Linked DNA regions of Homo sapiens: region 2 is linked to region 1. A link is a loop called in an ENCODE intact Hi-C map of the cell type or tissue named here. Cell type or tissue: PC-3. All regions are shown on one strand.

Region 1 (2,500 bases):
GTGATTTGGGAGCCAGAACACACAGGGAATCCAGGGGAAAGTAGTAAAATAAAATAAAACAAGAAGGGCCTTGGGTGAGCACACTGCACCATGGCCTGAGTAGTAGTATTATTTCAATTATTTGCACCTGAGGAGACGTACAGTTGCTTTCAATGTCCAGAATTTGCAGGTGAACCTCTCAGACCTTTGCTTTTCTCCTTTATGGGTTTCTTTTCCCTGGGACACATTGTCAGCCCTTAGCTGCTCACTAAAGCCTCCTGATTTGAGATCTATATGACAAATGCCTGATGCTAAGCAGAGATGCTGAGGCCTGGAGCCAGGAAGGCGAATTAGTTTCCTAGTTCTAAAGGTAGGGGTGTGTGGTGCATGCATGAGAGAGAGAGAGAGAGAGAAACAAGAGGGAGAGAGGGAGAGAGAGAGAGAAACAAGAGGGAGAGAAGGAGAGAGAGAGGGAAAGAGAGAGGGAGAGAGGGAGAGAGGCAGAGAGAGAGGGAGAGAGGGAGAGAGGCAGAGAGAGAGGGAGAGAGGGAGAGAGGGAGAGAGAGAGAGAAAAGAGAGAGAGAGGGAGAGAGGGAGAGTATATAAAAATTCTCTTGCTCTCTTTGCTTCTGTAGATGTAGTTAACAAGTCCACTTTTAGGGCTTAATCTGCTGGGCACACTTTCTTGATTTTATAGCTAGAAATGATCTAATTTAGGCAGAGGGGGCTGCCTGAAGTAAATACAGCACTGGTTCAATTAGGTGGGGATAGATATGCACTACCTTTAAAAGAAGATAAAGACATTTGAACTGTTGGAAATACTAAACCGATCAGCCATCACCCTTTCCTAACATACCCAGATAGTAGCTGCACCCCCTGCTTTGCTTTGGGACTATAGGCAGAGCCAAGGGGACTGTCCCCTCTGCATGACCCGCAGCTACTCTCCCTTTGTCTGCAAACAACCGAGAGGAGCGAGTTGGAGCCCAGAGCAGCAGAGACTCAGCCTAGCAGCTGACTGGGCCAGGTGCGTTTCCATTGGCTGCAGAGGCCCGGTTGAGCTCTATTTTCTTCTGTACATAAAGATAAGAAGCCAAGGGCCCCCTTCCGAAAGCAAACACGTTTAATTGGAACCACCGCCTCCCCATGATTCACCGGATGGAATTTACAATGGTGTTTACCTTTTTCCACAAAAGTAGCAAATGAATCAATCCCAATAGGAAATATAAATCTAGGAAATATAAATCCCCAGCAGATGCATTTCGAACCACACAGGAAAGGACTCACTGAGAAAGAAGGCCCCTGTAACTCTAGAGGGTTTTGCCCAGAAGTAAGAGTCAAGAGTGGTCCAGATTAGTTGAGGAGAAGCAACTTCACATATGAGCTTAAAACAAGTCCTTGCACGAGCCACCTTTTGCTTGGCCCCTCTTAGCAGTGGGAATTCAGACAAAACTTCAGGAATGCTTTGCTGGGCAGCTGTGGTGCATTCAAAGCAGAGAAACTGCCTTAATCTTTGCAAAACCAACAAAGATAAGCAATAGCTTTAGCTGGGCTGAAATTAGCCAATGCGCTGCTACACAATGCCCTGGTGACCATTATCCAGGCTCTGACCGCCGCACGGCACTGCGCAAGCATGCTGGCAATGTTTAACAAACCATCTGTCTTGTACCTGCTCCCACTCAACAGGGGCCTTTGTTTGAACCCTGGCCCCATCCAGCATGTCAGCTATCTATTCCCCAACAGGGGAAGCCCCTTCATCCCATTGTACAATTTTCATAACTCTTTTGATTCCAGTTTGTCCTACAGAATGACTTCTGCCAGAGAACATTTTGGAAAGGGAGATATGGATTCTGAATCTGTCCACTGATTAGTTTCTAGAGCACCATGTGTGTGAAACCTTACTTGCTTATGTGATTTCCCCCTCATTTGTCTTTTTTTAAGAGAATTTCAATATTCATTCAAATGTTGATTTTATTTTTTCCTTGGTTAGCTGTGTTTAAGTTAGAAACCTCTCTCTCTTGTTCTTTTCCTCTCAGATATATGTTTTATACTGCAGTAAGATATTTTCTGCATATGTCGGGTGCAGTGGCTCACAACTGTAATCTTAGCACTTTGGGAGGCTGAGGCAGAAGGATCGCTTGAGCCCAGAAGTTTGACAGGAGACCCTGGACTCTACAAAATATATACACACGTGCATGTACATACATACACACACACACACACACATATACACACATATACTCTGCCTAAATCGCACAGTACCTGGAATTTACTGATTATATTACATAGGTGTTAGACGAAACCATTTGAACTTAATGTTTTCATAGATTTATAACAAATATTGACGGTTCATTTCATATGGTCCAATATATGTATTTCCTTGTAAAACTGCCCACATTATTTTAGACTAGAGATTTGAGAAGATAACTGATCCAATACATGGTTTTTATTAAAAAAAAGAAAGTCTCCTTTGAGAATTTATTTATTTATTTATTTTGAGATGGAGTCTCCCTCTGTCGCCCAG
Region 2 (2,500 bases), 170 kb after region 1:
AGAACATCAAACAAGTTTAAGTGATAAACTGATATTTGCACTCCTGCGGCCTATCTCTGGACTAGATTGTGTCTTGTTGGAGTTCAGTGCCTATGATCTGTATATTTTCTGCTGCAGCTGGTATCTCTAGTACCGAATATTGTTTCATGAGGATTTACTCTGGCTGTTGATAGAGACAGAAAGTCTTGTCTTTAGCCCTGGCTGTCACGTGGACAACAGGCATAGATAACAACAGTCAGTCCCAGTGTCTAGCCAGCCTCAGCTCTCCATGGGACTGCCTGGGAAATAAGCAAATACCCATAATTTTAATAACACCCGAGTTCATCAGAAAAGTGTGAAAGGACCAGCATCTTTGCATATTGATACAGTTTCATGTGGCCTCTCCAGCAGAGAGGTAGGTCCAGGGCCACTCTGTGGATACTCTTCCTTAAGGGTGTGATTCTGAACCTACTAGAGCTCTTTGGGAAGAAATTGGATATAGGATCAGGCATGCAGGTCGTTTCAGTGTTCCAAAAATCCTTTGCAGAGAAAGAAGCTTAATCTTTTCTCTGAGTGGCTCTGTAATGTGTATAATGTACAGGCGAGTGGAAATTAAGAGGAAGCATGTTCCTTCTCGCCCCACGGAAGCACTGTTGAAAAACTCTTCCCAGAGGACAAACTCCTCTGATGTGACACCAGAGTCTTCCAGTGGGGCCACTCTCAGGGAACTCATGCATTAAAGAGGTTGAGGGAAGGTCCTTTTAATTCTGAAATCCTCTAATTTAAGACTTTGGAAAAGTTATCCTGTGAATTCTAACGGACCACAGATCAAGTCATACGGCTTATGCTTCACAGCATTCTGGCAAAGCTTTTCAAGGCACTGCTCTCAGACGTGAGTGTCTATTCAGATCACTTGGGCCTCTGTTAAAATGCAGATTGCTGGTTTACCAGGTCTGGGGTCTGTGAGTTTGCTTTTCCAATAAGCTTCCAGGTGACCCTCGGTCCAGGACCATGCCTCAAGCAGTAAGGTTTTAAAGGGTATGTGAATTAGGAAGGGTTAACGGGCAAGCCCCTTGGTTCCCGCATCCAGAAAGCAGACGTCTGCACTAGCTCCTGCTCGCTCCTGCCTTGGCCCCCACTCACCCAAGCTGAGTGCTCTGCTTCTCAGTGAGGTTACTCTATTGTTTCTCATCCAATCCAGGACAATTTTGGAGTAAAACAGGTTTTATTATGGCGGGATATAAATTGGAACTCAGATATTTTTTCCTATAAGACTCTCTAATGAGGTTTCTTTTGTCATAAAATTAACGTTCTTACATCTTTCTTTATTCCTAGAACTGTATTTCTTGTTTTTAAATTTGTTTCTGTGGGTAAAGAAAGCGTTTTGGGTTGTCTGTCCAGAGGGAAATAGGACAAGAAGCAAAAAACTGTTCAAACGGTAAATAAACTATTTAGGATTTGATGTGTATTCATGAGTCATGGGGGTAGGAAGAGGAACTTAACTGCACTAGGTCGGTAAACCACAAACCCTCTGAATCAATAGTATTTCGTTTGCTGTTCTAATAATGGCAAACACCAAGGTGTACCAGAGTGGGTGTGAGGGGTTTCTTTCCTTTTTTTTTCCTTATATGATGTGTGAACATAGTGTTAAGTTCATTCAAAGGAGGCAGGAAAATTTTCTGCTTCACTGTCAAGGCATGGGAGTGGGGCTCTGCCTGGGACTCTGGGAGAGAGAAGTGTGGGAGAAATAGGATCTTGTCACATGAAGGACCGGGTGTCATCTGTCCTGCTGGACATAGCTGAGATCACAGATCCTCACAGAGTGGGTAGGGGTGTTCTTATATTTCATTTAATTATCACAAAGACCTATCGGGCTGCCCATACTTACTGTAAGAGAGGAGGAAGCAGTGCTTCAAATCAGTGAACTCCCATGGGATGTAGTTGGGGTCTGAACTTGTGCCTCCAGACACAAAAGATGTTGATCACATTTGTCAAAAAATGACTTTCAAATTGCAGGAAGCTGCTATCATCTTCCATGCCTTCATCTTGCAGATGAGAAAACCTGGTTGAGAGGCCTAGGGATTTTACAACAAACATAATGCACCAAAGAACAAAGGAGAAGAATAAGAAGATGCTTCCGAGTTCTGGATTTATGCTCCTTCTGTTCCACAGTGGTCCCTTTAAAGCTTTCATGGAGACACAGTGGGATAAGAGGTTACCACTATCATTCGTGTTTGCCCCCAGCATATACTAGTGTTCATGCATACTAGCACTGTGTGAGCATGTATGTATGAGCGAGTATCCTTGTATGTGCAAGGGTGTTCTTGCATGAGAGTGTGTGTTGCGTGAATTTGTACATACACATGAGTGTATATGCATTTTTGGTGGTGAAAGGGAGAAAATAGTATTTACTGAGCCCCAAGGCCACGCCTAGTATAAACCAAGAACTTCCTTTAAATTATTGCACACATTTAGGTAGATATTATTATTACCTGCATTTTTCAGATGACAAAAACTTTGA

Evidence for each region. A loop is a pair of places that touch in the nucleus more often than their neighbours do. Peaks named below come from ENCODE experiments on the same cell type or tissue, not always from the same donor. Only the 100,000 strongest peaks of a DNase experiment are listed, where the experiment ranks them.
Region 2: a loop joins it to region 1, with 4 times the contacts of the local background. A loop is called at or near these places in 1 of 110 quality-filtered maps.

The regions. Positions count from the first base shown.
Region 1 is chr20:22,511,187-22,513,686 of GRCh38, reverse strand. All of the region lies in intron 2 of LOC105372564 (a long non-coding RNA gene), which reads left to right. Among named protein-coding and RNA genes, the nearest start is that of LINC00261, 66 kb to the left of the region's middle. RefSeq lists an enhancer at 441-942. In PC-3, no CTCF peak of the experiment used is centred here; a DNase peak (open chromatin) is centred at 1,106; H3K27ac peaks cover 2,138 bases.
Region 2 is chr20:22,345,918-22,348,417 of GRCh38, reverse strand. No RefSeq gene overlaps it. Among named protein-coding and RNA genes, the nearest start is that of LINC01427, 64 kb to the right of the region's middle. In PC-3, no CTCF peak of the experiment used is centred here; a DNase peak (open chromatin) is centred at 1,487.